Linked DNA regions of Homo sapiens: all the other regions are linked to region 2. A link is a loop called in an ENCODE intact Hi-C map of the cell type or tissue named here. Cell type or tissue: heart left ventricle. All regions are shown on one strand. Region 1 has its middle 26 kb from the start of LINC02746. Region 2 holds the start of SMCO4 (single-pass membrane protein with coiled-coil domains 4). Region 3 overlaps DEUP1 (deuterosome assembly protein 1). Region 4 overlaps SMCO4 (single-pass membrane protein with coiled-coil domains 4). Region 5 has its middle 37 kb from the start of SLC36A4. Region 6 has its middle 9.2 kb from the start of CEP295.

Region 1 (4,000 bases), 600 kb after region 2:
CTTATCTCTGTATACTGTACTTCTACATACAAATGTACTGTACTTCTACATACAAATGTTATGTTAAAGAATTACTTCATCCCCATGTGACCATCTCACCTCATAATCAAATGACCCTAAATCCCTCACTAACCTACCCCCTCCTCACTAAACTTAATAATAAATGCTGGCATATCCAGTGCATCGTTGGCACCGTGGGACCAGAAGGCAGTGACCCCCCCTGGACCCAGCTTTCACTATCTTGTGTGTGTCTATTATTTCTCAACCTGCTGATCTGCCTGGGAACAAAGAGAGAGCCCCATTGCATTGCGGGCTGCTGGCCAGATCCCGCAATAGCTAAAGAGGAACACAAGTATTTGCCTAAAGTTTTTTCTCTATGTGCAGAGTATCTGCATTTTTTGAGATGCATGGAAGTTATAATAATTAAGAGCAGTGATTTCAAAACCCAGATTTCTATAAAAAGTCTGTGGCAATTTAGGCTTTCTCTAACCCTCTCTTCAAAACCCTTCCAGGTTCCATCCACTGCCTACACTCCTACATTTCTAGATATCACTTCTAGGTACCAAAATCTGTATTAGGTACCTATTGCTGCCTAAGACTGTCATCATAAAATTAGCATCTGAAAAGAAGAAACACTTACTATCTCACAGTTTCTGTGGGGCCAGAATCTGAGTGTGGTTAGCTGATGTCTCTGGCTCAGGGTTTCTCACAAGGCTGTAATCAAGATGTTGGATGGGGCTGCGGCCATCCCAAGACACATGGGGGAAAACCCTCTTCCAAGCTTCCAAGCTCACTCACCTGGTTGTTGGCAGCTCACAACTTGACAGCTGGCTTTCTTCAAAACAAAAGAGTAAGAGAGTGAGAAAGGTGCTGAAGACAGAAGTGACAGCCTTTTTGCAAGCTGGTAAGTAAGATACCATCACTATTGAAGTAGTCTCTATTGGGCGGCAGTCACTAGGTCCAGCCCATACCTCCCGGCGGAGGGATCACGCAAAGGCATGAACACCAGAGGGCAGGAGTCATTGGGGCCATCTGCCACATTTACCTTCTTACTACGCACACCTTCCATTCTTTCCTTCCTTACCTCTTCCCTTCCTTCCTCATTCTCTCTTCTTCCTTCCAGGGCTTACTGTAAGTCTACAGTGGCCCGGGAGCTACACCAGGCATTGGGAATGCAAAGCTTATGAACACTGAGGTTTGCAGCCCAGTGGAGAAGAAAGGTCCAGTAAAATAACGTTTTCCAAGCTTCAGCCACTCGCTGTTTTGGCCATGTACATGGGCTTCTTAAATCTTTTCTAACTCAATGTTTTTCTTTAAAGTGATGGACCTTTAAAATATGGCCTCATCCTAAACTCATGGTTTTTGACTTTGACTGCCTGATGGCGTCACCTTGGGAGACTATTTAACCTGGAGATGTAGGGGATGTGGTTGACACCGGGCATCCCGTTCTCCCACCCCACACTTGCTTTACCATGTACTTATGCCCACCACAGTTGGGAGGTGACAGCTTACCTGGGGAGGAGATCCGTTCTTTTGCTCTTTGGAAACAGACTCCAAGCTTTGCCCCGTATTATTCCTCTGTTCTACCCTTCACAATATCCCCTGCCCTTACCCCTTTTCTGAATATTCATCAACCAAAGGGCAGTGCATCAGTGAAGGACAAATCTTCACAAAAAAGATACTTCCCGTTTGTTTTATTAAAAAGAAACGGAGCATTATTGTGGGCACTTGCGACTCCCAGTGGTAGAGAAGGGAAAATACATTCAGTGATGTCGGGGTAGGAGAGAAGGGAAGGAAGCATCTTTCACCAGCTCTCCGGAGCCTTTGCTTACACTACAAATGCAAAACAATGTCTCTAGGGGGCTAAAACAACACACACAAATAAGAAAACACTTCCACCTCTCATCCCTTATCCTCCGCAGTTTTATTCACATCTAAGTCAGGTAGCAATAGTCACCTCCACCAGTACAAACACAGCCAGAAGCTATAAGTGTCATGTTGTTCCCTCATCTTGCCCTTGGCCTCTTGGAGCTTAAGGACTGTTAATGACCACAATCCACTGAGACCACCCCTACTCCTGCCTGCCGAACACCCTCAGTGCTGTTTAAAAGCTCAATCCATGAGCAGCCACCTATGCCAGGCTCTGGGCTAGCATTGAGTGGAGTGGAGCAAAGGTGAGCCAGCTGCCCACTCTGTTCAGGTCATCTGTCTGGATGTCCCCTCCTTTGTATTTACTGATTCTGCCAGGCAAGAAGTTGAGGAGATTTATTCATTTCATTTAACAAATAGTAACTCACTGTCTACTGTATGTCCTGCATTGTTTCAGGCAATGAACAAAAAAGGCCTTGCTCTCAGGGAACTTACATTCCCAGCTACTGAACCTCATGTTCTTGTCTTTACTTAACCCCTGGGTCCCAAAACCTGCCCAAATGGAAAGAAATCTTAGTGATTCTCCAACTCCTGTCCCCTGTAAGTGAGGTTACTGAAGCCCACTGAGGTAATGTGCCCGGCCTGAGGTCACAGAAGAAGACACAACAGACTCTAGACTAGATCCCAGCGTCCCAGCTAGAGATAAATGTCAAGACACTCACAGCTGTGGGCACAAAGCTGTCTGTCTGGAAGCATTTTGGGAAAGTTAGAAACCTAGTGAGCGAACATATTTTAATACATCAATTTCATCAACTGGCGAATGAATCAGGTAAAGAGAAGTAATTATATCTTTTGGTTAAAAAGCAAAGTACTCTCAGGGACTCACAGACTTCTTATGAGACTGTCTTTTCTGCCTCCCTGAGTTCAGGCAGGATTCATCTAGAAGCATCCTCTGTGGGTGAGGGGAGCAGAGGCACATGGCACAGCGAGAGGCTGCCCAGTGTAGCAGAAGCTTCTCCAACATCCGCCCAAGTACCCCTCCTGACCAAAGGGGCTAATCCATATCTCAGGGACCTGAGGAGATAGTCCTATGCTGCAGGAGGAAAAGCAGAATTGAAGTCTCATATTTTACTATAAAAACCAATATGAGTGTTGCATTCTGAGGCACTAATATATCACTATGCTTAACATAAAAATGATATTTTTACCCAAATATCTGAATAAAATAAATTCTGTAGAAGGATACACCACCTTTATGCAGAACACCTTATCCATTACCCCTGGGCCTAAGAGCCTCCATTTTGAGAAGCACAGACCTGGTTCCAAACCCAACTCTGTCTGTGGAATGCTAGCAAATTAACTTACTGCCCTGGAACTCAATTTTCTTATCTGTAAAAGCAACACAAAGTTGTGAGCTCTAGAGAGAGTAAGGACCACTGAGAATGGTAATACCATTGTCAATACAGAGTTTTACAAGTTACCAAGCATTTTCCATGTGTTACCTTATTTTCATAGGAAGAGAGCAGATCTGGAAGCCAGTTAATCTTGGCTTTGCCAGAGTGGCTCTGTTGGTCTTGGGCAAATGGAGTAACTTTTGTGAGCTTCCACAGCCTTATTCATGAAAGAGGTGTCATAATGACGCTGTGGGTTATTGTGATAACTAAACACACATAAGGTGTGCAGGCTTCAGTAAGTGGCACATCTCACTAGTGCCTGGAGCAGCTGCTGTGAGTGGGTGAGAACACCAACCCAAGTCAGACAGGCTTGACTCTCACTAACTGGGTGTCCTTGGGCAAATCACTTAACATCTTTGTGTCTCAGTTTCTTTTACCTGTTAAATAAGGATGAAAATAGTACCTTCTTAGAAAGTTGCGAAGATAAAATGAGTTACTATAAGACACACTCACAATAGCTGCTGGCTCAGAATGTTGAGTATTCCAGTAAGTACCTGTGCACAGTTGGCTGGCCTTATCATTGGCCTCTTTGGTTAGGAAACCAGAGGCTTAGAGAGGTTCTCCTCCATCAACATGACTTCTCTTCCCCAAGTGGAAGATCTAGTATTTGAACCCAGATTCCCTGATTCCAGAACCAGTGGTCTTTTTCACCATGCCCCACACAGGAGTGGGGGTTG
Region 2 (4,000 bases):
GCTAAAGGAAGTCACAAGGCCAACTCCAGGGTCAACGTGGGAGGGAGCTACAGAAGGACAACTCAGTAGGGGTGATTCATTAGAAGCCATTAGTGTAAAATGTGTAAACTTTTCCTCTGAGACTTGCATTGCAAGATACACAACTCTAACCTATAAAGGATGACACTTTCTTTTTCTTTTCTCTCTCTCTCTCTTTTTTTTTTTTTTTTTTTTTGAGACAGAGTTTCACTCTTGTTGCCCAGGCTGGAGTGCAGTGGCATGATCTCAGCTCACTACAACCTCCGCCTTCTGGGTTCAGGTGATTCTCCTGCCTCAGGCCTCCCAAGTAGCTGGGATTATAGGTGCCTGCCACCACGCCCAGCTAGTTTTTGTATTTTCAGTAGAGACGGGGTTCATCGTGTTGGCCAGGTTGATCCCGAACTCCTGACCTCAGGTGATCCACCCACCTCGGCCTCCCAAAGTGCAGGGATTACAGGGGTAAGCCACCACGCCCAGCCAAGGATGGCACTTTCACAGACACAATATCTATGTTATTACTACTATAAGGGAGCATGTGGAGTCACCTTATTAAGGGACTGAGTCCTACATCAGTGGCTCTGCTTGCCTCATAAAATTATTCATTAATTTTTAGCAGTGGCCTTGGGAAGTTGTGTACATAATATTTAGAGGAAAATGGCATTTACAATGATAATGAATTAAAGCAATTCACACGGCAGTACCACTGCCCCAATTTAAACCTTGAGGCTTGCTAATTTCATATTTAGCTGCATCCCATATGCTCCCAATCCCTCTGCCCTAGTGTGGAGCTACAGCTCAAACTCCTTTGAAGGTAGGAAACTTACCTCACACACGCGTGTTCCCCTCATTCTTTCAGCGCATAGAACACTAAAAAGATGCTCCTTAAATACATGCTAAATAAACTGATCAATAGTTGCCTTTTATTAAATATCTTTGTGTTTCAGGTATTTCCTTATTTCCTTCACAGACCGGATCATGAATGATCTCCCAATGTGACAAGGTCTTATTCTCCACAGTTTACCGTTGAGGGGACTGAGGTGCAGAAAGCCCAAGGTGTATGCAGCCCAATCCCCTCTGATCCCACTCTACTGCATTGCTGCCTTTTGTACGCAGCAGGAAGGACACTTCCTGTAAAAATGAAAAAAAAAGCCTTAAGTTGTTTGAGAGAGGGTCAGGAAGAAAACAGGAAGAGCCAGTAGACTGCAGGTGCTTTCAAAGGGCTCCCTGTCTTTGACATCCCTAAAATAAAAACTTGTTAATTAAGAGATTGGCCACAGAAATCCAGGTGGAAAACCTGCAGAAGAGTGGGTTCCACAATTCTTCAAAACAGAACAAAAAAACCCCAAGACTTGTTATATTTTTACCGGTGGAGGGGAAGAGGTTACAGGAGTGGCCTTGCTCCCCGGGCTGGCCTTGCTGAGCAGGTGACAATACCACACATATAAAGGTTTTAAGGTGAAAAGGTAGTCAATATTTTACATTTCGAAGATAGTTTTTAAAATCACCTACTGCATCAGTAGTAATACAACAATAACTACCATTTACATACCACCGCACACATCGGGGCTGCGTAAAGAACTTTATAGTGCACCATCTCAATTAATTCTCACAACTCTGTGAAGTAGGTTTTATTATTCTTAATTTATAGACGTGTTCACTGTGGGCCAGGGAGATGAGCTTTCCCGCGATTGCCCAGCTTTTAAGAGGTAGATCTCAAACCTAAACGTGTTTGACCAAAAGCCCTGAATAACATTTAGCCGTGGGCCTCTTGCGGATTTGGCGCTGGTCCGAGGTGGGGAATTGTGAATCTCATTTATTTATGCTGAGCTGCGCACACATATGCACGTGTAAGTTACAAAAAACAAATCCAGGTCAGGATCTCTGTCCGCTTGAGGTTTCAAAGCCTACTTGGGTAGACAGCGGTAAAAGTCTCAACTCATTCATCTACTCGTTTGCTCTCTTCACAAGTATTTATTGCGCACTTCAGTATTCCAGACAGGGCGCTAACCTTGCCCTGGAGGAGAGAATGGTGAACACAACAGACATGGCGTTTGCCTCCAACTATCCCCTTTCCGATTCTGCTATCTCACGGGCGAGGCGTTCAAAGAAGCAGGAAATATATCAACAAGGGGGTGACTTAAGCACCCGCTGCGCGGGAGCCGGAGGAAGCGCGCTGAGCCTGCAGAGGTGGTCAGGGCGAACTTCCTGGAGGCAGCGGCAGCAGCAGGCCGGGCGAGAACCCAGGTCGCTCGGAAGCGACAGTCTGAGCCGGGAACGGGGAAGAGGGGGCGGGAGCCGAGGCCCGGGCGGGGGCAGCCAGCGAGTTAGGGTTAGGACGGGAGGATTCGGCTTCCCGGCGGCAGAGGGCGCCTGGCGCTGCGGTCTGGCGCGCCAGAGTCGCCCGCGCGGGCGCCGAGAGGAGAGGCGAGGCGGGGAGCGCAAGCGGCGGCGGCCACTGCCACGTATTCCCGGCAGTGGTGGCGGCGGCGGCGGCGGCGCCCGCGGGCAGGTGGGCTGGGAGCGGCGCGGCGGCGGCGGCGGCGGGGCGGGCGAGCCGGCGGGCGGGCGCGGGGCACGGGGCACCGGGCACCGGGCGGGGGTGCGGCGCCGGGACAGTACGGTTCCCGCCACGCCGGCTCCGCCTCCGCGCAGTGCTGCTGACCCAGGCCTGGGCGCCCGGCGGGTCCCGAGCGCAACTCGTGCGGGCGGGGTTGGGGGCCCGAGGGACTCGAGCTCGCCTGCCCGTCGCGGCTCGAGACGCTGCATCCCGGTTGCTGCGGGGCGGGGGCTGGGAAAAGTTGGGGCGGACCGCGAGCCCGCGGGGCCGGGCGGGAAGTGCGGGTGCGGGGCGGACTCAGGGGCCGGGGGACGCAGTGCAAAGGGCTTGGGCCGGGGCGGCCGGGAGGGCCCCGTATGGGAAGGTGGGAAACGCGGGTCCTTTGAGGACGCCGAGAAAGGGGTGCGCTCAGGGTCTCTGGGAGTGGACAAGAGTCCGGCGGCGGACCTTGCGGGTGAGAAGGGTCGGCGCCTGGGGGTCGGGGAGTAGAGGTGAGGCGGGGGCGGGATAGAGCCTTCCTCCTCCCCCGTTCTTTCGGGACCGACCCTGAGACCCGGGGCAGGCTCCGAGCTGGGTACGCCTCTGGCATCTGAAGACCCAGTGGGGAGTTCCTGTACGGGGTGGGTGGAGGAGGGAGCTGAGCGTTGCTTCCTCTGCTGCTGGGGCCGACTACCGCCCCTCCCCAGCGGCCAGATTCACCTCAGACTGCAGTGCTTTTGCCCTGAGGAAGTTGAGGAGGGACAGCTGAGCGGATGAGATGTTTGGGGTGTTCCAAGATGAGTGGGATTAGGCTGCATGATATCATAACTATCTCCGGGAGCTGTCAGAAAACACTCCCATGTCCTCATACACCCACCCATCCACTCATCCAGTCAGTACTGCCAAGCTCCAGGCTCCCTTGCTCTTTAAGTGACACCTCTAGATCCCCAGAGCCCAACAGCGCATCTGCTCACAGCCTCGAGGGTGGCAAGGGTGGAAGACATGGCCTGCTAGTGTCTGCGTAGGTTGGTGCTTTCAGAAACAAGTGGTTCTGGAGGTGCTGGATGCTTTATTAGAACAACCTGTGTGGAGCCCGTTGACAATGCAGATGACTCATGTTGGCTTTTTTTTTTTCCCCTTTACAAATAAACTTTGTATTCAAGACACCAGTATGCCTGGTCATTTGCAGCAGTGATACGGCAAGAGACCCATAGTGGGCTTCTTGAGCCCTTATTCTCGTCCTAGATGTGTTAGCAAGAAGTTTGACCTTGGATGAGTCACTTGCTCTCTCTGGACTTCTGTTTTCTTATCTGTCACATGGGGTATAAAGAGAGAGCTCGACAGTGTGATGTAGACAGGAGTAGGTTTCTGAGGGACACAGTGAAATCTTTTTTCTTGTAAGGCTGGATCAGCCACAGAAAATAAGCCTTAGCCTGTTCTTATAAA
Region 3 (4,000 bases), 150 kb after region 2:
ACAGCAAGAAGAAAAGCAAGGAAATAGCATGCTTGGCATATTTGAGGGAAATGATCAGAATTGAGCCCAATCCAACCAAAGAACAAGGGAGAAAACCAGACATTCCAATGTTCTAGCCTGAGGATAAAAGTAACCTCAACTGAAGCACAAGATAATTTACCACCCAACTCCTTCATGTCTAACACACAGCAAGTGCTCAATAAATGATGTCTAGGTTAATCGTGACCAATTCAGTAATCTCTTTGTTCAATTTATTGAATGATGTCAGCATATTACCATGTATTCTCCGGGGTCTAAATCTCCCATCATTCCTTTTAGATGTGTGTTTTCAGTTCTGACAGCTTTATATTTCATATCTGAGACCTGAAATTAGCAGATAAAAGGCAAATGTAAAATTCATAATAAAAACTCATAATTCTATTAAAATTTTGTCTTGTGAATACAAATATTTTCTAAGTGTAATGAAGGGAAACACTTCTTCGGTACGACCAATAACATTCAGGTATTCTTATTTAGTTCTCCTGTCTTTGGCAGGCACCACTTTACGTCTTTTTCTGATCAATGCTAAACTACAAGCATATACTTTCAATAATGATTCATTTAGTTTTGTCCTACAATCCCAAAATTCCATTTCTGGTTTCTATTTTCTATTGTATGCAAATTGTCACCAGAAAAAGCACATGTTAAAAGCATGTTTGAGTAACTGTCCATTAAATTTATTCAACACCTGATTAATTTTTACAATAGGCAATACATAACTTTCATGTTTAATTTTGTTCTGATATTTCTGCCAAAATTCCATCTTTTTTAGTGACTACTTCATTTTGTCTCTCAATTTATTTTATCTTTCCCTGATTTATTCTACTTGACAGGACTTGGATATGGTATCTGTCCTTTTACTTCTCTAGGACTCATTTCTGTATAAAACACGTGCCTTAAAAAGATTTAATTTTGTAAATTACCAATTTATGCTCATTGACAAAACCTAGAAAACGTACAAAAATATAAAGGTGAAAATAAAAATTATTCATAATCCAACTAGCCAGATCACTGTTAACACCTGTAAAATATCCCTGCCTATACAGGTACAACCAAAGAGATTATCCCATCTGTGCTGTTTTCCTGTGTACTGCAACAATAAATCACGGTTTAAGGCTTACAACTGGGCAAAGGCTAAATCTTTTCTGTTTTCATAATTCACGATTTTAGTCATGTTATTTGTGAAGTGACCCTCATATGCCTAGAAAATTATTAAATGATGCTCTCAAAACCTTTAGATTTGGGGTAAAAAAGCAGATAAACCCTGTGCTCTCAATAGTAGGCCATCCATTTGATCATGAGTAAGGGATGGAGGGAATTTAAAAAATAAATAGGCAGGAAGGAAAGGAAGGATGTAGAAGTTACTTGTAGTATTTTAACAGAAGAATGTTACAATTGCTGTTTTTCCTCACGTACCATGCTGTGCATTGACTGCATGTTCAGTAAATATGAACTAATTTTCATGTTTCAACATCCATTTGTAAAAAGCCTGAAAGAAATACATGAAGTGTGGGGGAGGGGTAGGAAGTGTTGAAGAAGAGCTGGAATAGAGACTTTTTTTTAAAGATAAAAATGTTAATGGAAGAGAAATACAGAAAAACATACTCAGGAAGAAATATTTGATTAGAGTGTACTGTGGGAGGTGATCAGAATATAGGTTACAAGAAAATGGAAAGATGAGATTTAATGAAATTGTCTTGCACTGTCATTTCCCTAGTCCTTTTTGTTGGTGACACTTTGTGTTATCTCTGAAAGGTTTTATGTAACACCACAAAGCATTTCTGTGAAGCTAGTCTCAGAAATAATACCAAGAAATGTAATGTTTTCATTAGTCAATAATGAAGGCTACTATTGGCACTGAGCAAGAATGTGCCCTAGACAAGTGCTATTCTGCCTGCTTGCATACCTTTTGTTTTGCTAACATTTTTTCTTTTATTTCTAATTCCATTTTTAACTGTTTTTCCAGAAGGGCAGCTTTCTTTGTGACAGTTGCTATAGTGATCTCCTTCTGATGAAGCTCTTCTGTTAGGTCAGAGATTTCATTCCTCATTCTTTCCTGCTCAGAGTTATGGTACTCTTCCACCTGTTGGAGTTGGCTTCTTATCTGCAGCAGATAGAGACTGGAAATATTATTGAATCCTTTTATTTATAGAGTAGCTTAAAATTTTACTGGCCATGTTCAGTCCTTCTATTCTGAAACTTTGTCAGGGCCCACTTCACCCTCCTTTTCTGATCAATGCTAAATTAAAAACAGATACATATAATAATGACTCATTACCTTTTTTCCTTCCAATTCCAACATTTCATTTCTCACTTCTATTTTCTGTTGTATGCAAATCATCACCTATGACTGATACTACTTTGATAACCACTTTGAGAGGAAGGTAAAGAAAGTATTATCAAGCATTTTCATGGAGAAAAAAATTGGCTTTAAAATGGTTACATGATTTGCTCAAAGTCATAAAGCTAATAATCGGCAAAGCTAGGACTGGAATCTAGGACTCTTGGCTTTAAATTCAGTGCTTTTTTAAAACTAAAATAGGCTGTACTGTTTGTAACTAAACATTTGTTTCTCAGAATCACATTACAGTAAACTTCAAACAATGTCTTCATGAAAACTCATCACTTCCCTTACTTAAGCCTCTTATTTTCTGAATCTTGGCTAAGCTTCCATGTTACAAACCTCTGGATTGTCTCTGACTCCTCTCCACCCTTGTCCTCCCAAACCTGGTCAGGCAATGAATTCTGTCCATTCTATTTCAACCTCTTTTAAGTCTTGCCTCTGTCTCCATTCCTACAACTGCTGTCTTTGTCTAGCCTCTTAGCATCTTTCTAGAAACCATTACTGTTTCTAATTCTTGAGACTTAAAGTACATAATCATCCGTCTAAAAAAAAATCATAGTCCATTGGGGAAACAGAAAAATAGACGATTACAACACAGTGTAGCAATTAGTGTCAGCAGTATGTAGTGGCAGTGTGTTTAACCCAGCCTAGGGATGACAGGATAGGATTCCCAGAGGAAGGGTCATCAGACCCAAAACTGAAGGATGAATGAATGCCAATTAGAGATGCTCTAGCCGGGCGTGGTGGCTTGTGTGGGAAGCTGAGGTGGGAAGGATGCCTGGAACCCAGGGGGCAGAGGTTGCAGTATAGTGGGCTGAGATCATGCCACTGCACTCCAGCCTGGGTGACAGAGCAAGACCCTGTCTCAAAACCCTGTCTCAAAAAATAAAAATAAAAAAAATAAAAAGGCATAGAAAAAAATAGAACATATAGATGCTCTATGAAAAGTAAAAACATTAGCCGGGTGTGGTGGCATGTGCATTCAGTCTCAGTTAGTCGGGTGGAAGGGGCACTGGGGTGGGAGGATCCCTTAAGCCTAGGAGGTCTAGGCTGCAGTAGGCCCTGATTGCACCACTGTATTCCAGCCTGAATGACACAGCAGGATCCTGTCTCAAAAAAAAAAAAAAAAAAGAAGGAGGAAGAGAAGAAGAAGGAGGAGGAGGAGGAGAAAGAAGTAGAAGGAGGAGGAGGAGGGCTCAGAGGAGGAGGAGGAGAAAGAAGGAGGAGGAGGAGGGCTCGGAGGAGGAGGAAGAGGAGGAGGAAGAGGAGGGAGGAGGAGGAGGAAGAGGAGGGAGGAGAAGGAGGAGGGATCCCAGGCAAAGAGCTCAGTGAGTGAAAGCATGGCACACTCAGTGAACTAAAAGGAGTTTAGGGTAGCTAGGAGTTAGCTGCTCTGAGAAATAAGGCTGGAGAGTTAAGTAGAGGCTAGCCACAAAAGAAACATGAATTTTCTCCAGGGCACTTTTTTAAAATGGATTTTTTTTTTCATTTCACCTTTAAACATTTCAGTATATATCTTTAAAAGAACAAGGCTCTCTCTTTTTTTTAAATGTAGCCAGAATGTTATTACAATGTCTGTAAAGATTAAGAATTCCTTAATATCATCAAGTATCTAGG
Region 4 (4,000 bases), 62 kb after region 2:
ATACATAAGTAGGAAAAGACGGGAAAGTTCTAATCACAGAAAAAAAATCACAAACAATTCTGTGCTGAAGAATGCGTCCCTGCTTTCCTCCTCTCTGCCTCTGGTCTCCTGCCCACACATACTGGGGACCATTTGGAGTGTCCCCATGCTGACCGGTTGCCGTGGGTGTGTGCTGGTGGGGGGTAGGAGCATAGCAGGTGGAGTTTCATTAGAATTAGTAGAACTCAGGCATTTGTGAAGTTTCCGTTTCCCTGGTTAGGGAAGCTAGAGGCCGTGGGGCACTGGCATTTGAGAAGCTGGAGGCTGCAGCTTCCATCCTGCCTGAGCTGCTTGCTGGGCAGAAGCCAGGCTGAGCGTGTGAGCTTCATTTATTTCTCTCTGCAAGGGGCTGCTGAACCATGATGGGGGCACAAAGTGGGCGAAGGGCGGGAAGATAAGTGGGGTACACCCAGGAAGGTGGGGACTGTCCAGGCTTCAGAGTCACAGATGTGGGTTTGACCTTTGACTCTGCCAGTCCTTTCTTTTGTGTCAGTGGCAGGGCCTTGGATTCTTCCTTGTGAAACTGGAGCAGTCATTTTAGGCAGAGCTCTTTCCAGTGTAAGGGACAGAGACCCCTTGGAGCCAGCCAAAGTTGAAAGAGGCGTTCATCACATACAGAGACACGTCGGAGTACCCTGAGGACAGGAACCTGTGTAGAGCTGGCCTCACAGGGGACTCGACTAGAAGGAGGAGAGTGTGGAGGCTTCTCTTGTGGCCTCTCTGGAGTGCTCCCTCCACCCCCAGGCCTCTCTCCCACCTGGCTTCCCTGGTGACTACAACTGTGTGATTGTCCAACTTCAGTGTCCATTCATGTCTCTTAGATTCTTGAAGTAGAGGCCAGTTGGCCCAGCTTCTCCTTTAGGCAAGCCCACATTTCAGAGGTCCTAGCAGATGTGCTTGAGCCAGCCCTGGCCCAGGAGGCCGCCCGGTGCAGCCCCTGGGCCCAGAGCCATGGTGAGGCGATCCTTAGCCCAGAGGGAGGCGGGCATGGACAGTGCTCTGTGGTGGCCTTTCCACCCTCCAAAAGTGATTGCTTCTTGATTTCTCTTTCCCTGAGTCTGCCTCCCAACTTCCCAGACTTTAAGCTGAAACCTTCTCCTATTTCATTGAAAAAAACAGAAGCCTTTAGTCCCCCAACCCTCACAGTACGGAGCCACCCCTCGCCCCCAGTGCCATCTTCCTACCTCCTCTTGTTGAGTTCAAAGGGTCCTTTGCCTCTCGAAGGCAGGTCTGTCCATTCAGCTTCTTGTCTTGCTCCTACAGAGACCTCTTCTTTTTTCAGTGTCAGGGTTTTCTCCCATTCTATTAGACCCCTCAAACATCATTCTCTAGTTTCGCTTATTATTTAAAGAAAAAGAAAGAAAAACCATTTTGGCCACACACATTCTTCCCACAAAACTTCAAAGCAGTTTTCTGCCCTGGTGCTGTTTGGCGTGCTGGCATGCAGACCCGTCATCACAAGCTACCGGAAGACAGAGGGGCTTGCAGCAGAGTGTCAGCCAGCTCTGCACTGAGCACGTGCCACTGACAGTTTTTCCCTGGCCAAATATTCCCGAGGAAGGAAGCAGTGCGTTCGCTTATGTTCTGGCACAAATGCCTCTGTCTTCTCACAGTTGACCTTCTTGACTGTCTTGGTCCCCACGACAGCACGTTCTCTTTTGCCTCACTCCTTTTCTCTGAGTACCCCATGCTTGCTCTTCCCCTTCCTGCCCTGTAGCTGTCAGGGTGAAAGGACTCAGTCCTGGGCCCTTTCTCTGCCTGCCTTGGACATGATCTCTCTTAATCCAATAGTTGATGACTTCCAAATACAGATCTTCAGCCCAGACCCAGCTCCTGACTCATTTATCCAATTGCCTCCTTGATATTATTTCCATGACGATGTCTAAGAAGCATCCTCACATGCAGAGCACTCAATGCGCTTCTTGAGTCCGCCCTTCCCCAGTGCCCATGCCCTCCCTGGCTCAGGCCACTCTGCCCTCTGCCTGGTGCTCTTCCCAGCTTTTTTCCTGGTTGGTCCCTTTTCACCATAGGGTCCCCTCCCCAGTCGTTATCTCAGAGATGCTTTCCCTTGCTGCCCCAGCTCACAGGTGAGTGAGAGCAGAGACGCTGCTCCTCCTGAAGCCTGATGAAGTACCCAGGATTCAGACGGGCATGTTTGCCCTTTAAATCCTGACCAGACCGGCCCTGGCCCCAGCAGCTTGAGGCTTTTTTCCATGCCTCCAGGAACTTCTGAATGCATCTTACAAATGTTGAGAACTGGTCATTGTGGAGGCTGGGGCCTTTGAATGTCAACTACACTTGTGTGGGTGGATGCAGACAGCAGCATGAAGTGCAGGAGGGAAGTCAGGCCCAGCACTGCTAGCCAGCCAGCCAGGGCATGGCTAGCCCCAGGCCTGGGGTGCCACCTGCCAGTCCTGTGAGGAATTTGGGAGAGACAGCAGCGGGCTCCGACAGGCCATTAGCTCCACAAGGAAATGGCCACGAATCAGAGTGCTGCTAATGGCTTGTTTCTTTTTAAACAATTTTTTTGAGGCCGTGTCGGAGAGAATAGGCTGCCATTTGCAGCTTTGAACAGGAATGCTGTCCATTGCTCTGTTAGAAGCCATGGGGTATTTACAAACTGGGTGACTGTTGGCAAGACATTTTTCCCCTTTGCTCCTTGGTTTCCTCCCTTCCGTGATGGGGATAATAAAGCCTGTCTGTCTGACTCACAGGGCCGTTGGGGTGTGTTCCAGGTGTTGGTATGTCAGCTAGCACGAATTCGCCGCCCGCTCTGTGCCAAGCCCTGAGTTATACAGCTTCCTACTCCATCCTCACCACGGTCCCGCGAAGGTGGGCATCACTCAAGGCTGCAGTCAGGCTTAGAGGAGCTCAGTGCACCCGTCCCTGGGCCGCCCACGGGTATGGGTGGAGATGTCTCAGCCCACCTGTACCGCGTCCCTGCGGGCGGGCAGAGCTCTGGGTACAGATGCATTTGTTTTCCAGATTCTCACAGTCATCCTTTAAGACAAGCTGTTCTCATTGTTCAGATGATGGCATGGAGGCCTAGTGGAGTTAAGTGACTTGCTCAAAGCCATTTAGCCTGTAAGTGATTGGTCCTGGATTTGAAGGCAAGTCTGCCTGGAAGTCCTTTGGAAGACTTGAAAAGGAGAATTGGTAAAGCCAGGGGTTCCTATACCTTTCAGGCCTTAAGAAAGTAATAGTAGGTGTTTTTTTTTTTCTCTCTGTTCCTTATTTCATGAAGGAAATTATACATTTGCCCAAATGGCGCTTCCCTTAATATTTGCTGAACCTTAATGTTTGCTTTTGATTGGCATTATGCCATCCTAGCACAATAATATTTGTCATCTCATACCTTAGGAAACTCTGCCTGATTTTGAATGATACAAAAAAGGTTTTGGGGTCTAAATGGAGTGAGAGGAATGGTAAGAGATTAAGTATCCCTCATAAAAACAGGATGGTGTCAGTAAGACCTTTCCCAACTCTGAGTTCACATTCTACCACCTCGGTCACTTAGGTGTAAATGTCATCTTCCTCCTCAAGATGATGACAGGCCACCCACTACCCTGGGACAAAACAGGGCAGACAGTATACAGCATAGGTCCCTCTGCTAGAGGAACATTGGTATTCAGTGCTCTTCTGCTTCCAAGAACCCCTCACTCCATGCTACTCTCCGAGAATATTGTAATGGACATCTGCCTTTGATATAGCCCTGATACCCAACCCCACTCCGTCACTGTGTTTGAAAAGTACTCTTCCTGCTGTACAAATTGGAAGGCTAGGCTGTGGGCATATGGGCCGGGGCTTGGCTAGTCACACATGCATGGAAGCTGGTGATGCAGAATGCTGGGGGGTGGCGAGTTCATCTGGAGACTGTGCCAGCAGCCACATCTAGTTTTTGGGGGTGGTCATGGTGGCTCGGCACCTCCTGCTCCAGTGCCCATGTCCAGTGCTGACGGTG
Region 5 (4,000 bases), 310 kb after region 2:
GAACCTTGACATAGAAGTGGAGACACACTAGCGGTAAGGCATCCAAGGACACCAAGATAAAGCAGAGAAAAACATGAAGTAGCCAGTAGGTGGGGCTCGGAGGGAAGAATTGACAGTGGTGGTTGTGGGAGAGCACTGCAAGCTCAAACACTGTGCTAAATTTCAGGCGTTAGTAGAAATGTCAAATAGGTGTGTGTGTAGGCAATTATAAACATGAGAAATGCATAGAATGGTGCCTTACACAGAATAGGTGCTAAATAAATATTATCCAAATGAGTGAATGAATGAAAAGAGGAGAGACAACGGATTTGCTTTCATTCACATATAGGAGCTTTGAGAAGTCAAGGAATTTTAGAATTAAAAGGGACCAGTAAAGTCTATTCCCCTTACAAGTGGTTTGGGCTTGAGTACCTCAGTCTCAGGTTTGAATTAGGAATCAGTAAGAAAGAGAGAAAGAGAAAGCAACAGTGACACATGGATTTTTTAGGGAGTTAAAAGCATTCTAGAATAATGGATGGCTGAAGGACCGTTTGGGGGGAGGGGGGGAAAGCTGTCATGGGATAATTGGAACAGACCCCAAGGAGGTCATTTATCATGTCGTCTCTCTGCTGGCTGCAGAATATAGAAATCACTAGCTGATGACAACAATACTCTACGTTTGTGTAGTACTTCTAGTTCTGAAAGTGCAGTCAGACATTATCTCCATTAATTCTCACAAGCACATAGGTATTCTTTTCTGGGACTCAAAGGAAGTTACTAGCTCAGAAATAATGGATGCTCGTTGATGTATGAAGTTCCATTACCTCTAACAGGGAGATGGAATGTCCTTTAAAAGATTCCTCCACAAAATAACATATTCATTTATGTAGTAACAGGGAGAGTTGTTGAGAATTAAATGATATATTGTCTTTTCAAAGCTGTGAATTTATCAGTATTAACTTGGAAAGTGTCTTTACCTCCTCCTTCCAAGATAATAGCAAGGAGAGCCACCAAGGTGCTTTGGACAGTTTTCCAAGGGGAAGGAGGATGATGCTTGGTGGGAAAGTGGGGAGTGGCCCCATCCTGGAGGTGACTTCCCAGGGACTGGGAAGGCTGGGATGTTCAGTGTGTTCTGGGTCTCACTTTGCACCTGTGCACCGCTTGCAAGCATCACAAGAGGACACAACTTAGATGAGGGTGGTGGTGCTCGTAGGGGTAGAGCGATTGCTGTGAGAGGTATAACTATAACCCGCCTGGCGCAAGAAGCCTGACTGGTAGCAATAGACTAGATCTCAGCCTGTGCTTCCCAAGAGGCAGATGTAAGGGACAGAGACCTTTCACTTCCATTTTCCTCAACTGCTTACCTACTGGGATTTTAGTATGATCCATAGGAGATGGAAGCAAATTTAAAAAGCGAATATTGGAATTGTCACTAATCTTGGCAAATTAAGATTTGATTTGATATAGAAAAATAAAGACATACAATGTTTCTTATACTTGAGATGTCATGGAATGATTGTACATCTGTTAATCTTCATTCAACAAGCATTTATTGAGCACTTACTATGAGCCAGACTTTCTAGTAGGTGTTGGGGATATAGGGGAGAATAATAAAGAAATGGATCTTGTTTTTGAGTAGCTTGTTACATCTATAATGGACAGATAGACAATTAAACAAGGAATAACCAGACAGAGTGCTGAGTGTTAGAACAGGAGAAAGACAGGGATCTGAGACACCAGAAAAAAAGAGGTTACATAACCTAGTCTAGGAGACAAAGACAGCATCCCTGCAGAAGTCACAGTTAAGCTGAGACCTGAAGGATTCTGTCCTGCATCGCACAACACTTCCTTCCCACCACTGCTATGCTAAGCACTTACCCCAGTTACATAGTATTTGCTATTTTCAAATCTCTCTCTCACTAAGCATTGAGCTCCCAGAGGTCTTACAGCATCATGTAAATTATTAAAAAAAAAAAAATCTTTGTATCCTCAGCACCTCTGGTAGAGCTCCTACACTTAGTAGGCTTTCAATGCATAGCTGCTAAGTGACACAAAAATTGAAAGAATGAATAAATGATGAATGATGGGAGACCTAATTGCATTATATAGTAGAAATGCCAGTGTTCATCTGTAAAGGGTGCAGGCTGGATGCTGCATTCTAGTTAAGCAGTGTCACTACTGTGTCCTCCAGGCAGCCAGTTGCTGAGCATCCGCTAATTAAGGCTACACTGCCACTCTGAGGGCAGTCTGGGTAGTGCCAGGATTGGACAGGACACTGATGTCCGCTTTGGTTCTCAGCTTCAGGCTGGTGAAAGCACTAGCAATGCAGCCTCCTCTTTGAAGGAAAGGTCTCTCAACGCTGTCACAGTCCTTGCTCAGGCAGCCCTCAGTCCCTACTGCAAAGTAAGGGCATGAAGTCTTCTCTTAAAAGTGCAGGCTGGCTAAGGAAACCGAACCTCACTTTCATGGCACAATTTTGGGGACACAGAGGAATTGAGTCACATTCTTTTCCTTGTGTGTGGGTTGGAGAGGAGGAATCCAGTTCCTACCCCACCCCTCCCATTGCCCTGGAAGAGCCACCTGGGGTAAGCATGACCCCCTGGGGTAAGCATGAAGCCTGCACACTCACCTCAGCACAGGAGGGAAATGCTTTAGCTGAAATATTCCCCTCTTTAGTGACCCTACTTCTCTCCAGGGAGCTTTAAATGCTGGTGAATTCTGATCAGCATCCTGGAAGGGAATAATGAACTAGCACCCAGGGCACCTTCCTCACTTGTCTCCTAGCCAGTCCCCCAAACTTCTGTCTGGCTGTTACTGTGTGGCTCAATGAACTGGGGGCAAGAAAATCTAGATTATAACCCTGGGTTTGCTGATTCCTATGCGTTACACCTTTGGTTAGTTGATTAATCTCTTTGAACCTCAGTTAGCTGATCTACAAAATAAATATTAATATACCTGACCTATCTTACAGGGCTGTTGAAGAATCAAATGGTACAATATGCGGAATGCCCTTTGTGAACCTGCAAGCACTACACACGTGTAAAGTATTATTATGTCCAATATGTCTGGAAATGTATAAAATAATGATTCCATAGAAATGTACTTTTATGTTGTGAAATCCTCACTGTCTCTCGTTGTTAATCCAGGGAAACCACTGACTAGTATTCCTTTCACTTGATTGTCTCATTTCTTTCACTGATTAATTCATTCAAAAAGCAGTTATGAGCAAAATTCAACATCAAAAATATTGATTGAGTGCCTACAATATGCCAGGAACTGTTCTCAGTGCTGGAGATACCACGGATATTAAGGCAGATATATCCCTGCTTTCCTGCACTGGGGCTAGAGCAGGGAGTAAAATGGCAGTCCCTGCACTTAGGAGTTTACAGTCTAATGAGGAAGGTAGGAATTTTAAAACTAATCATATGAATAACTATGTGTGTGTGATATGGTTTGGCTCTGTCCCCACCCAAATCTCATGTCCAGTTGTAATTCCCAATATTGGGTGAGGGACCTGGTGGGAGGTGATTGAATCATGGGGGCAGATGTTCCCTTGCTGTTCTCATGATAGTGAGTGAATTCTCAAGATATCTGGTTGTTTGAAAGTGTGTAGCACTTCCCCCTTCACTCTTTTTCTCTTCTGCCACCATGTGAAGAAGGTGCTTTCTGCCATAATTGTAAGTATCCTGAGGCCTCCCCAGCCATGCCTCCTGTACAGCCTGTGGAACTGTGAGTCAATTAAATATCTTTTCTTCATAAATTCCCCAGTCTCAGATAGTTCTTTATAGCAGTGCGAGAGTGGACTAATACAGTGTGTATGTGGCAACATTAAACTCTCGTTAAGAACACAGGAAAAAAGAAAATGTTTAATATTGTTGTTATACTCTTGTCCTCATGAACCCTCAACTGCTAGTGGGAAAATTAACTAATGTCCAATGTCATTAAACTCCATTCAATCCAATATTTTATACAATTCTCAATCAGGCAATGCTCAGAATCCCCAGCAAAATGTTCAGCTTTT
Region 6 (4,000 bases), 110 kb before region 2:
CTGCATGGCTGGGGAGACCTCAGGAAACTTATAATCATGGTGGAAGGGGAAGCAGGCAAGTCTTACATGGGTAGCAGAAGAGAGAGAGAAGCACGAAGGAGGAACTTCCAAACATTTATAAAACCATAACTCACTCACTATCATGAGCACAGCATGGGAAAAACCACCCCCATGATCCAGTCACGTCCCTCCTTCGACACATGGGAATTGCAGGTCCCTCCCTCAACATGTGGGGATTACAATTCGAGGTGAGATTTGGGTGGGGATGCAGAGCCAAAACATATCACTCAATAAATATTTACTGAGTTCTTGTGTGAACAATGGTCTATGCTATATGTGTTTCTCTTCTAGCCAGCTGTGATCTGTAGGTATCCTGAACTTTCTCTGCTAAACTTTAATCACACCTTCTACCTTGAAGGAAACCGCATCTCTACGGGGCTAGAACAATAGGTAATCCTCAATAAATATCTGATGAACAAATGAAAGAATGTATGTACTCACAAATAATAGACTGTTTTTCAGATCCATGTCCTGATTATTGTAGTATGATCTAGCTTAAAAAATAATTCTGGGCTTTAATTCATTGGCTAGTAGGGAGGCCTTTTCCACTATATGTCTGGTGTGATTAAACTTTGTGCCTGGTGTACCCTCTTTTACTTGACTTGTTCCTATTGAGTGGCACCTGATGACCCAATTCTGAAGTCAGATCTGTTGCATATGGTCTTATCACCATTTCAGTCATGCACCACCCATTACAGAATCACCTTTTCTGGAGCTCCCGGAGGCCCCTCCAGCATGTTCCATCTCCCTCACACCATGTCTGTGGGTTCCACATTTGGGCTCATGTTGACCTTTCTCCGTTAGATAAAGCCCTTATCCTACTTCTTTGAAATCTCATCTCCAGTAATACTTAGCAAGTTTCAAGCTTCTATTCTGCCCCTGCCTTTTCCCCCACTTTCTTTTTCTCTACCCTCCCATCTTTGCTCCTAAGACTTCACTATTGGGATTTCACTTTTGGGATTTTCCCCAAGCTCTCTGATAGGGATCTATGCATCCTGCACATTCTCTCCTCAGCTTTATTAAAGAGCTAAGGGCTTCACAATCTAATGTCATCAAGCCGCCAGGCCCAGGTCAGAAGAGGTGTGTACCTTTTCAGTAAATGTCCCTCTTTCACCTTCAACCCTAGTCACGGCACGCCAATCTCAGGAAGACCTAAATAACAAACAAAACCATACACATTTCACTGAGAGCAGAATTACCACCATCATGCCCATTCTACAGATGACAAAATTCACGCTCAGAAAGGCTAAATAGCTTGCCTGTTATTACTCATCTTGTCAACCACAAGAGGAGCACTCAATCCCTGGTCTTTTGACTCAAAATCTAAGGGTCTTTTTGCCAGCACAAATGCATACTAACATGTTAAAAAGAGTCACCTTTTGGGCTAGGAAATTTTGCATTCCTTTCCTTCAAGAACGGTAGGTTCCAGGCCAGGCATAGTGGCTCACATCTGTAATCCCAGCACTTTGGGAAGCCAAGGCAGGCAGATCACTTGAGCTCAGGAGTTTGAGACCCGCCTGGGCAACATAGTGAAACCTTATCTCTACTAACAATAAAAAAAAAATTAGCTGGGTGTGGTGGCATGTGCCTGTGGTCCCAATTACTCAAGAGGCTGAGACGGGAGGATCACTGGAGCCCAGGAGATAGATGCTGAAGTGAGCCATGATCACGCCACTGCACGGCAACTTTTTGAGACCCTGTCTCAAAAAAAAAAAAAAAAAAAGCTATGTTCTAGTTTTATGACATCCATCTCTGTTCTAAGGTATGACTCCTAGATAAACATTTATGATTTTTGAGGGAGCAGGGAAAGCATTTTTGGCACCTGTGCCTTCTGCTCCTCACCCCTGAGATAGCCACAGGCCCCCTTGATGACTCACCTTTATGGCTAGCCTCTCATGGCCTCTCCTGACCCTCATCTACTCTGCATCTCGTCCTTCAGGCTAGCTAGTTCAGGCTGAAGGATTCAGTTAGACTACTCTTCCTAGGCGCATGTTTGCATTTTAAGAAAGACATTCAAAGCCTTAACATAAGGAAGCAAGCAATGGGCCAGTTTAGGCACTGTCCTGCCTTTACATGGTAGTGACAAGGCCGGTAGTAGGAGATGCGGCAAATATCTCAAATGAATCCTTTATGGGTATTTTCTTGCAATTCCAGTTGGAAAAAAAGTGACAGAAATTATAATGTCTGCCACTAGGGGGCGGATTAGCCAAATTTTGGAATATTTGTGGGCGAGTGAGAAGACTCAGAAATTTTTTCTTTTCCTATTCTCACAAATTCCCCTGCATCAGACAAGAGGAGAACAGCATCACCAGAAATAGGAAAAAGCAAAGGCAGCAGCATTGCTACTGGCAAGAGCAGGGTCCCCCATTGTCATCCTCTCGAAATGTGTTAGTGCACGAGGGTAGCACACCCAGGTAACAACAGCCTGGTATTCAGTACCTGTTACGTGCCAGGCACTGTGCTAGGCACTTTACCTACATTGTCTTCCTTGACCCACACAGCAATCTTCTGAGGCAGATTTTTCAAATCATTATTTTACGGGTGAAGGAATAGGCTTGTGAAGGTTAAATACATTGCTCGAAAGCAAGCAGCTAATACGTGGCAGAGTTGGGATTTGTATTGCTGTTTGTGGGGAGTGGTAGATAGGTTAAGGAGGAAGTCTTGAAAGGACTTGATATTAAGTCACCATTCAAAGCCTCTAACAGAGCTTCAGCGAGAGGCACTGCCTGCCTTAGGCAGTGGCTCTAAGGAGAGAAAAGAGTTTTAAGCATATTATATGTGTCTATTGTAAAAAATAATATGGAATATCATAAAGAAGAAAGCAGAAACTATCTTCGAATCTTATGTAGATAAAGCACTTTTAATCATTTTTAGTCAGGACTTGACTATGCTGGTTTTTGTTTTGTTTCGTTTTGCTTTTTATTGTGCATGCATTACCATGTAAATAAATATAGAATCTTCACTAACAGTTTTAATGATTATGTTTTGTTGTTTTGTACTTAAACCCCTTAAATTGCTTACCCAGTACCTGCTGATAAACTTTTTATTAATTTTCAGGTTTTTTACCACTATAAACAATTGTGTAATAAATTCTTTGTGTTTGCTTCTTTCCAAGGTATCTTCTCTTTTATTTATTAGATCTCATCCTATCTCCCTTAATCAAACAGTTGTCCCTGTTTTTCCTTTGCCATTTTTCCTCTCTGTGCTATACTGTTTCTTTAGCAAACAGATATGAGATAATAACGCCCATCTCGTTAAAAAAAATCTTCTTTGGGCCGGGCATAGTAGCTCACACCTGTAATCCCAACACTTTGGGAGGCTGAGGCGAGCAGATCATTTGAGGCCAGGAGTTTGAGACCAGCCTGGCCAACATGGTGAAATCCCATCCCTACTAAAAAAAACACAAAAATTAGCTGTGTGGTTGTGCATGCCTGTAATTCCAGCTACCTGGGAGGCTGAGGCAGGAGAATTGCTTGACCCCAGGAGGCAGAGATTGCAGTGAGCCGAGACTGCGCCACTGCACTCCAGCCTGGGCAACAGAATGAGACTACATCTTTTAAAAAAAATTTTTTTCTTTGATATCACTCCACCTCCAACTCCAGCCCATTTTCTTGTTTCCTTAGACACCTGGAATGCTTGACAGAGTTGTTTATTCTTATCAGCCTTGCATCATCTTTTCTTGCTTCTCCTAAACCCACTCCATCAGGTTTTGTCCACATTCCTCCACACATAGTTCTTGCCAAGGTCACCATGACCTCCATGTTGTCAAGCCCTTGGTTTGTCCTCCAACTTCATCTTCCTTGACCTCTGAACCGCACTTGACACCTGATCATTACTTGTTGGAATTCGTTTGCCTTCCAGGACACCACCTTCTAGGAGGCTCTCCTATTTTATTGGCCACTGCTCTTCAGTCCCTTTTGTCTGTTTCTCCTCATCTTCC

Evidence for each region. A loop is a pair of places that touch in the nucleus more often than their neighbours do. Peaks named below come from ENCODE experiments on the same cell type or tissue, not always from the same donor. Only the 100,000 strongest peaks of a DNase experiment are listed, where the experiment ranks them.
Region 1: it touches region 2 in a loop (5-fold over the local background); 9 of 110 quality-filtered maps call a loop at or near these places.
Region 3: it touches region 2 in a loop (1.9-fold over the local background); 10 of 110 quality-filtered maps call a loop at or near these places.
Region 4: it touches region 2 in a loop (5-fold over the local background); 27 of 110 quality-filtered maps call a loop at or near these places.
Region 5: it touches region 2 in a loop (10-fold over the local background); 98 of 110 quality-filtered maps call a loop at or near these places.
Region 6: a loop joins it to region 2, with 6 times the contacts of the local background. A loop is called at or near these places in 69 of 110 quality-filtered maps.

Annotation. Positions count from the first base shown.
Region 1 is chr11:92,939,904-92,943,903 of GRCh38, reverse strand. No RefSeq gene overlaps it. Among named protein-coding and RNA genes, the nearest start is that of LINC02746, 26 kb to the right of the region's middle. In heart left ventricle, a CTCF peak has its summit at 1,745; no DNase peak of the experiment used is centred here; H3K27me3 peaks cover 948 bases.
Region 2 is chr11:93,541,803-93,545,802 of GRCh38, reverse strand. SMCO4 (single-pass membrane protein with coiled-coil domains 4) reads left to right here and starts at 2,412. Exons shown (of 3, transcript NM_020179.3): 1 at 2,412-2,527. RefSeq lists silencers at 2,212-2,341, 2,502-2,551, 2,682-2,921. In heart left ventricle, a CTCF peak has its summit at 2,345 (motif pointing right); DNase peaks (open chromatin) are centred at 2,362, 2,782 and 3,132; H3K4me3 peaks cover 2,262 bases; H3K27ac peaks cover 1,867 bases.
Region 3 is chr11:93,392,602-93,396,601 of GRCh38, reverse strand. DEUP1 (deuterosome assembly protein 1) reads right to left here. Exons shown (of 14, transcript NM_181645.4): 10 at 1,946-2,143; 11 at 277-363. Among named protein-coding and RNA genes, the nearest start is that of DEUP1, 64 kb to the right of the region's middle. In heart left ventricle, no CTCF peak of the experiment used is centred here; no DNase peak of the experiment used is centred here.
Region 4 is chr11:93,480,302-93,484,301 of GRCh38, reverse strand. All of the region lies in intron 2 of SMCO4 (single-pass membrane protein with coiled-coil domains 4), which reads left to right. Among named protein-coding and RNA genes, the nearest start is that of SMCO4, 61 kb to the left of the region's middle. In heart left ventricle, a CTCF peak has its summit at 2,445; no DNase peak of the experiment used is centred here.
Region 5 is chr11:93,233,013-93,237,012 of GRCh38, reverse strand. No RefSeq gene overlaps it. Among named protein-coding and RNA genes, the nearest start is that of SLC36A4, 37 kb to the right of the region's middle. In heart left ventricle, CTCF peaks have their summits at 74 (motif pointing right) and 2,222; a DNase peak (open chromatin) is centred at 2,222.
Region 6 is chr11:93,650,514-93,654,513 of GRCh38, reverse strand. No RefSeq gene overlaps it. Among named protein-coding and RNA genes, the nearest start is that of CEP295, 9.2 kb to the left of the region's middle. In heart left ventricle, a CTCF peak has its summit at 2,253 (motif pointing right); no DNase peak of the experiment used is centred here; H3K27me3 peaks cover 1,490 bases.